2 separate regions of the Homo sapiens genome follow, and region 1 is linked to region 2. A link is a loop called in an ENCODE intact Hi-C map of the cell type or tissue named here. Cell type or tissue: endothelial cell of umbilical vein. All regions are shown on one strand. Each heading gives the region's core, and the rest is flanking DNA. Links, peaks and the distances in the headings are about the cores only. Region 1 has its middle 13 kb from the start of GIRGL. Region 2 overlaps ABCB5 (ATP binding cassette subfamily B member 5).

What was found. Peaks named below come from ENCODE experiments on the same cell type or tissue, not always from the same donor. Only the 100,000 strongest peaks of a DNase experiment are listed, where the experiment ranks them.
Region 1: a loop joins it to region 2, with 10 times the contacts of the local background. A loop is called at or near these places in 1 of 110 quality-filtered maps.

The regions. Positions count from the first base shown.
Region 1 is chr7:20,228,502-20,232,904 of GRCh38, reverse strand. No RefSeq gene overlaps it. Among named protein-coding and RNA genes, the nearest start is that of GIRGL, 13 kb to the right of the region's middle. In endothelial cell of umbilical vein, for the core only: no CTCF peak of the experiment used is centred there; a DNase peak (open chromatin) is centred at 2,564; H3K27ac peaks cover 2,071 bases.
Region 2 is chr7:20,640,217-20,644,619 of GRCh38, reverse strand. It overlaps ABCB5 (ATP binding cassette subfamily B member 5), which reads right to left. Exons shown (of 28, transcript NM_001163941.2): 6 at 1,245-1,436; 7 at 988-1,159. Among named protein-coding and RNA genes, the nearest start is that of ABCB5, 27 kb to the right of the region's middle. RefSeq lists an enhancer at 1,936-3,135. In endothelial cell of umbilical vein, for the core only: no CTCF peak of the experiment used is centred there; a DNase peak (open chromatin) is centred at 2,199.

The DNA of each region.
Region 1 (4,403 bases), core at 290-4,289, 410 kb after region 2:
TGCCACAGTCCACATATCAAAAGACAAGAGCCCAAACTAATAAAGGGGAAAAACTAGAAAGTGAAGAATAAATGCTAGAGATACTGTGGAGGTAGAATCAAGAAGACTTGGAAAATTTTGCATGTGGAGTAAGACATTGGGGTCAATGATGATGTTCATATGTTAGCTACAGGAGAGAGGAAGACATAATTTTGAGGAAGAAGCTAATTTTATAATAATGTAGTTAATTTCTCCAATGAACATCTAGGTAAAAATTACTAAAAAATATTTGGAAACACAGATCCAAAACTAAAGAATGTTGCTACCTTTTGGATAGACTACTCAAAGGATTTCAAGACATTGTAGAATAATGAAATTTATAAATACAAATTCATCATGAAGTCCAACCATCTATCCCTGAAAACGTGCATAAAAGATAATGGGAAGCTCTAATAAGCTTGAATAAGGATGACTACTCATGCAATGAGCAGTAGAGATTACAAACAACTGGACTGAGATGTAAACTTATTAGTTCACTCTAACTTGAACATCTGGGTACCTTATAGAACACAGGAGTCAGATATAGCCTTCAGAAAATGACAAATTATTATGTGCTTGAGACTTTTAGGATCCTTCCTGATTATGCAAAATTGGGACTAGTAGGAATTATTTATAAGTATAAAAGACATTCATATTCAGGAATAAATGAACAAGGCAAGACAGTGGAGAAATAGACCTAAAAGTGTTTTTGGAATATAAAGATTTATTAGGAAGGAAAGAAAACCTCAAATATGTTTATATTCCAGTAAAATGTGGTCCAATTTTTAGAAATAATAATAGCTAATATTTATGAAGACATTATCACCTGCCGTACACTGCTGTAGGGGCTTTACATGTGTCAACTCTCTTAATCCTTGCAAAATCCTGATGATAGGTTTTATTATTACCAGTTCTTTTGAGATGAGGGAACTGAGGCACACTAAGGACGTAGATCACATGAGTGATGAGCCAGGTTGGAATGCTATGTCAGTGCTCCAGCCTTTAACCATGTGCCATTTAACCTCCTTAACCCTGTGAGAATGTAACGATATTTTTCACATTTGTATAGCAATTTATAGTTCTTAATGCATTATTTCATACTGATGTACAACAAAACTATACTTGGAAAGGATAGAGTGTTATTAAGGGAATTGAGGCTCAGGAAGTTTGCGTTCTGCAAGGTTATACAAGCTATTTTACAGCTTTTCTCTCACATGAGCTTACTTTGAAGGTAAATAATATCAAGCCTAGAAAATACTTAGATCTGAGTAGAGAAGATAAAAAATACAAAGGTAAGCAACCAGAATGTGATATAGGAAATGAAAATTTTACTTCCTACAATAAGCATTAGCCCTAGCAGCCTCCTTAGGGTCTGTTACTGGGGAGGGAGAGCTCCGACTGCCAGACTTCTCCATTGAACGTGTGTCCTCCCTCCACAGTTTGCAGGAAAATAAATGTACTCTATGAGATTAAATTAAGGGAAAGAAGACTCCAGATCATTTCACCCAAAGCCTACTAAGACATAGTGGACAACTCTTTTACACCTCACTGCCCTGTGTAATCTGGCCTTCAGTGTGCTCAGAAAATAGGACCATTTTCCCTTTATTGCTCCAAGAAGTTTTCTGGATAACTTTGTATGGAGATGAAAGAAAATGGCCATCCTTTTTCATAAAATGATTTAATTAATACTGTATCCTTAATGTTATTATGGTTTAGATATCACCAAACAATTGTGGATGAAGATGGAAACTCAGTCATTTATTCAACAAATATTTATCTCTAGTGAAGTGCGGCATTTGAGAATTGACTCTGAAACCAGACAGGGTTCAAATCTTGCCTCTGCCTTTTATTCCCTGTGAGATTGGTCCATGCCACAGTTTTCTTACCTGTAAATAGGGCCTAATAATAAATAGTACCTAGATCACAGAGTTGTTATGAAAATGAGATGCATGACACATAGATTCTACATCAATATTAGGGTATTATCAAGGGCTGCTTGTGTGCCAGGCACTGTTTTAGGGACTGGGAATAAAATAATTATCAAGATAGACAAAGCTCCTAATTTTACATAGCCTGTATTTAGTCATTCTAGTCAGAAAGATAGATAATCAGCAAGCATCAAGTTCAGTATACACTGTGGTTTCAAGTTGTGATCTAAATTGCATAATGGTTGTACATATTCTTATATTCAACAATATGATACTTAGATGGTTATATTAGCTAACTAGCACTTAACAGTTTTCAAGCACCATCCACATCTCTTATAATCATTGCACATATTTATTAGCTCAGCAGTTACTAGGCACATATTATTTTGAATCCTCCTCCAAATTCAGAAGGAGAAGAAATTGAGATTCAGATAAATTCAATAACTTGGTAGGTGGTGGAAGTAAAATCTAAATCCACGTTTGTCTCATTTTGAAGTCCATGCTCTTTCATTGCTCTGTACTGCCTTACAACCATGAGATGTGATGTAACAGAAATTAGATCCTTTTCCAGCTGAGGAAAGTGACTCAGATTGTCTTGGGTCAAGGTCACATAGCTTAGGAAGTGAAAGAGCGGGAGTATGAATCCAGGTTCTTGGATTCCCGTTTCCATTTTTGTTTTTGTTTTTTAACTATAGCAACAGAAAAATTTCACAAACACTTGAAGAATTGAAATACTGCCTAGATGTTCAAAGCACTCAAACTTTACTGTTACTATTCATATTATTTTATGACTTAAATCACATATGCTTTTAAAAATTCTTATCAACTCTGTGTATGAGTCATTTTTGGGGGGAGAAGAGGAAAAGAGGAAGGAAATTTCCCAGAGAGACAATTTTTAAAATAGTGGTTAGGTTCTTAGACTAGCCTATGAACGCCTCCTTAACATTTAGGGGCATGGAAATACAATGTTAATGGAAGTCACCAGTTTCTAATGATTGATTAGTTCTGTTTACTTACATAAGAGGAGTTTTCTTTCTAGGACAATCTGAATCAAAGTAATGGGACCGCTGTTCAGTTGGGAGAGGAAGGATGGATGTCAGTACAGAGAGGAAACACCCTGTTCCTCAGTGGGGCATTCATTATTCTGAGAAGGCTCTCATTGTCATTCTCCTGCAACAATCCCATGACAGCATTAGTGCAGACGTTTCTGACTTTTGTGTGAGACGATAGTCATATTCTCTACAGTTTTTAATTGTTTAAAAATAGCACAACTCTTCTTAAGTTAATGCAGTGATCTGTCAATTCTCCATCCCCAGTCCCTCTGAAAGGGATTATGTATAGAAAGATTATTTGGAAATCACTTTTCAAAGTAGTATTTCTGATACTTCTACAGCCTCAGTGATATTGGGAATATCTTCCAGGAGAGAGATCAACAGACAAATCAGTATCAGCAGCATTAATATAAAAAGAAATCGTGTGGTAGGGCCACAAACTATCCCTGTAAGGCTCTTAAATTGGCCAGAAATCTTCTTCTGCATTATGTGGTTTACCTTTTGGCAATACAAACACGTGTATCCAAATGAGTCCCAGAGCTCTTTTATATTTCAAAACTTTTACTTTCATCTACCCACCAGTGAAAATAAAAGGGACTTTTCTCGGTTGAATTTCTTCTTTGGAATCCTAAAGCATTCCCCTAAAGTGTTTCTGATGCACACAAACCTTATGAAATCACTTTTTTTCCCCCGTTTACTACATGGTTTCTTTTAACCACTTATACAAAACATTTATTTAAAAATATGCAGCATCATGGTTTCCAGTGTATTGGCACATTGATGATTCCAGAAAGAAGACTGATATTAAATATTATCATGCTATGGTAGAAAGAACACTGGATTAAGAGCCCAGTTCATCCACTAAGAAGACTCATCTGACTCCTTTGAGTGCCATTTTGTTGTAGTGCTTCATACATTGTTGTATGTTGCATGTGTCAGGGCTTAGAACAAGATACTCTGGAGTATGGTGCCTTGGCCTGCTGAGTAATTCAAACTGAAGGAGAATGGGAGAGCCTCTGAAGCAATGCCTCCCTGACCTTCTTTGTTTACCCTCTTTCCATTATCCCCAAAGTAGGTCATAGAAACTTGAATTCCTCTCCCTAAAGCAAACCATAAACTCTAGAAAGGTCACTTTCTTTCTGACCTTCCCCTGCTTTTCTGTGTGAACATAGTCATGAAGGAATTCTTGGACCTACCTGGCCTGAAAGTAGGTCTTAAGACCTTCATTCCAGAGGGGTTCTATCCCAGACTTAGGAGGAAGGAGATGCTATACAGAGAGGTCAAGAAGAATCTGAACAAACAGGCCTTTCTGTTCAAACATATTTGTATACCACTGTACATTCTTCATCAAACCCTGGCACAAAAAAATACATGTTTTTCTGTGGGTCTTTTGGTCTTCATTTCT
Region 2 (4,403 bases), core at 220-4,219:
GAATAATATTACAGATACATTTGTTGTTTTTAGATTTCACAGAGTATCGGTTTCAAAACCAGGCTGTAGATAAGATTACAATTTTGTGTTATACTTACAGCAAAACAGTGCTAAAAATGTAATTTAGAATGCGAGTACATAATTTGTTTAAAAAACTGAAACATATTTGTGTAGTACATAAAAATAGATATTAGCAGAAATCTGAAATGTAATTGAAAGCCTTACTGAAGTATAAACTTGGCTGGGTGCGGTGGCTCACTGGCCTGCAATCCCAGCAGTTTGTGGGGCCGAGGTGGGCGGATAGCTTCAGCCCAAGAATTCGAGATCAGCCTGGGCAACATGGTGAAAATCTGTCTCTACAAAAAATACAAAAGTTAGCTGGGCGTGGTTGCCTGTAGTCCCAGCTACTTGGGATCTGAGATGGGAGGATGACTTGAGCCTGGGAAGTTGAGGCTGCAGTGAACCATGTTTGCACCACTGCACTCCAGCCTGTGTGACACAGTGAGACCTTGCCTCAAAAAAAAAAAAAACTTTACATATATACATAAACTTTAAGAGGATGATATAAAAAGATGTTTATTGTTTTAGGATTTTCTTATTCCATTCTACCCAGTGAAATGAATCGTACCATGTTGATCTGTGAATTTAGAGCAAACAAGTCTGTCCCAACAGCAACAACTAAACATCACATGTATAAGGACATCATACTTTATCCATGCTACCACTTGAAGTTGTGTTAGACTGCTAAATGAAGAGAAATGTTTTCAATGTTAGTAAGCTATTAAAAACATTTCATCTTAGCCAAATAACTTGAAGATAGAAAGGGGATTAATGGTGAACAAAATCAAAAGTATTTGTGGTGTATAATATCCCTTTGTAGTTTGGGACATGGCAAGTGAATAGAAAAGCCATTTTTGAACAAACTCAGTGAGTCATTTAGTCCACACTGCTGCTTCCATTCAATATTGCATTAGCCATCTCACTTACCCTAGAACATGCTGCCGCTGAAGCCATTATAAGAGGAGACGTGGATAGAGTCACTAGGGTGAGTTTCCAGCCCTTCACCAAACCAACTGCCAGGCCAATCGAAAAAGTAGACATGTTTTGAAACAACAGAGCAATCTTATCTCCAATACCATCACTGATTTTGTCAATGTCACTGAAACAAGCAAATAAATGTAGTTAGGTCATTTACATGTCACATATGAAAACAAAGCTAACGTACTACAATATCATCCTCTTACTCTGTCATGCGAGTGTTAAGTTCACCGATGTCACAGCTATCAAACCAGCCGATGTCCTGTGCCAAAACTGAATGAAAAAACTGTTTTCGAATCCTCTTGGTCTGTCGTGCTGCAGTTATAATCCACAAGGAAATCTGTATGTAACCAAAAATCAAGGCAGCAACACCTATTCCAACATAATACAGGGTCAACCTGAAGAAAGAGTATTAGAATGTGAGACTGAAGCACAACATTTTTATCTTGTTACACACATAAAAAATCGATCACAGTATTTGATTGAGGAAATTTATGCTAGAACTAGAAAAAGAACTAAAAATAACATGCCATGAGAGTGAAGTGCATTGAATATAATGATCTAGGTTTCCTGGTAAAACATAGAGTGTATCTTTTACATTATTATCAGAAATTAGTATTTTAAAACATTCTTGCTACTTATATCTTCTTTCAGTATTTTTAATACTTTCATATGAAAAAGTTCCATTGAGTCAATCAAGGTAATTGTAGGTGGAACTGGAGGGTAAAAAAATAATGATAGCAGTCAAAAGCATTTGATAAAAAGCTTAAAAACTATACATAGTCAGCCCCAAATTCAACTTAAGGAATTCACCCTAAGGTAATATATACAAAGATTCATCTATATAACTGGTCTTTGCAGCATTTGTAACAATATAGAAAAGCTGAAAACAATCCAAATATTATACAGGAGGAGATCAGATAAGAAATGTAATTATTTAATAAATGTATACTGAGTGCCCACTATGTGTGAGGGTCTAGAGACACAGCCATGAGCAAGATAATAAGTCCTCCAATTCTGGCAGGAGGCAGACAATACACAAGGAGAAAAAAAAATAGGTTTTTCTAGGAAGGAAGTAAACGGGGGATAGGCCACAGAATAACTGGTGAGTAAACATGGGTTGGGAGAGCTAGTGCAGATAAATAGAGTGGTCAAGAAAAGTTTCTGTGAGGAAGTGATATTATAGCTGGGATCCAAAACGTGAAATTAAGCCAGCCATAAAAAGAGCAGGAAGTGCATTCCAGGGAGAGGAAAAATATTTCTCCCAGGAGAGACTGAGTCAGAAAAAAGTTGTTTAGCACATTCCAGAAACAAAAGAAGTCCAAAGTGGTAAGAAATAATGAGGCTGGAGAATTTGGCATATTCTAGGGTTTTTACAGTGCACTGTTCATGTTTTATTCCAGGAGAAGCAGAAGATCTTTGGAAGATCTGAGCATGGGATGGCATTATCTGTTCAACTTTTTAAAAGACCACTCCAGCTTCTCTGTGGAGAACGGATGAAAGCAGAAATAATGGAAGCAGGAAGTTCTGTTAAGAACCTATCGCCCTGGCCAAGGTGAGAAGAATGGGGGCCTGGAGGAGGATCATGGCGGCCTACATGAAAAGAAGCAGATAGATTTTAGGTGTATTTTGGAAACAAAAACTGCCAGACTAATGGACGCCCTGAACAAGAACAACCAACTTTCTCTGCTAGACACATGACGGGGAAGACTGTCAAAGCAAAAAGCTCCATTCCTGCCTCCAATGACACCTATCTTGAAAAAGAAAAGTACTTTCCATTCAGTCCTCTAGATTATGAGAATTTGACCTGCCTGAAGAGCATCAGACTGTACACCCACCTTGAATTAAGTACCTTTCATGATTCTTGCTGAGAAGAGAGAACTTGAACAGCTGTTACAGGTAAGCCCCCGTTTGCCTATGAAGATGTTCTCTCTACTGTGGGGATCTAATCAGTCACAGTCTCCCTCAAGCATACTATAGACCCAGGATGTTCAATTGCCACCTGTTTGCTCTAGCATGGATATTTAGATTTCTTAGTGCTTTATAGTTTATTTGCTTTTTTAAAAAGACGGGATCTGGGTATGTTGCCCAGGCTGTCCTCAAACTCCTAGGCTTAAGGAATCCTCCTGCCTCAGCCTCCTGAGTAGCTGGCACTGATGGTACATAACGCTGGGACTACAGGTGCACACTAGTGTTTTATAGTTTGTGTGTGTGTGTGTGTGTGTGTGTTTTGCAATAATAAAATAATCTTTGTTTAATAGATTCTTCCTGAAAAAAATGCCAATGTATTGGATATGAGGAATGTAGGAAAGAGAGAAATCAAGAATAACTTCTTAGGTTTTGAGTTGAGCAGCTGGTGATGAGGGTATCACTTATAGATGTGAGAGACTGGGACAAAGACAAGATTTGCAGGACATAGAGTTCACATTTAGACTTGTGAAGTCAGAAATGCCTGTTAAACCTCGAAATGGAGATCAAGTAAGAAGCTGAAAATGAGAAATGGAAGCACGAGAGAGGGGGTCTAGGCTGGGGATGTGGATTTGAAAGCAGTAACTTATAGGCAGGTGGTAATTAAAACAAAGGGACTGGCTGAGAACACCCAGGAAGAGGAAGAATTAAGTATAGGAAAAGAAGAGAAGAGGGCCAAGGACTGTTAGTGACTCTGCAAAGATGTTGCTTGGGATGAAGAGAAAGAATCTGCCAAGAGGCCAGTGAGGTAGTTGGAAATCCAGGAGAGTGAAGTACCAAGCAACACGGGAGAGGAAAATACAATTGATGCTCATTATTTGAAAATCCTGTATTTGCAAATCTGCTTCCTTGCTAAAGTTTTTTTTCTAAGTCCCAAGTCAATACTTGTGGTGTTTTCATGGTTATTTATGGACATGCACAGAGTGGCCAAAAATTTGGTTTGCCTGATGCACACGTACTCTGCCTTCTTGTTTCAGCTCTTGTACTGTAAGCAAGTGTTATTTTCGTGGTTTATTTAGTGCCAAGTTTTTCTCATTTTTGTGCTTTTTGTTGATGATTTTGCTATTTGTAATGATTCCCAAGCATCACACTGAACTGATGGCTAGCGCTCCTTAGTGCAAGAAGGCTGTGACGTGCCCTATCTAGAAAACAGGTGTGTCAGATAAGTTTCATTCAGGAGTGAGATATAGTGCTGTTGACCATGAGTTCAATGTTAAAGAATCACCAACACACATTAAATAAGGTGTCTTTAAAAAAAAGCACACATAAAGTGAGGTTGTGTATTATTTGGTTGACGAAAAGTTTGTCACCAGAGGTTCACAGGATCCTAACACTGTATTTCTCCTAAGAGTAATCTTCAGAATTTGATAATTCAATTTTCACAGAAACTTTAATAG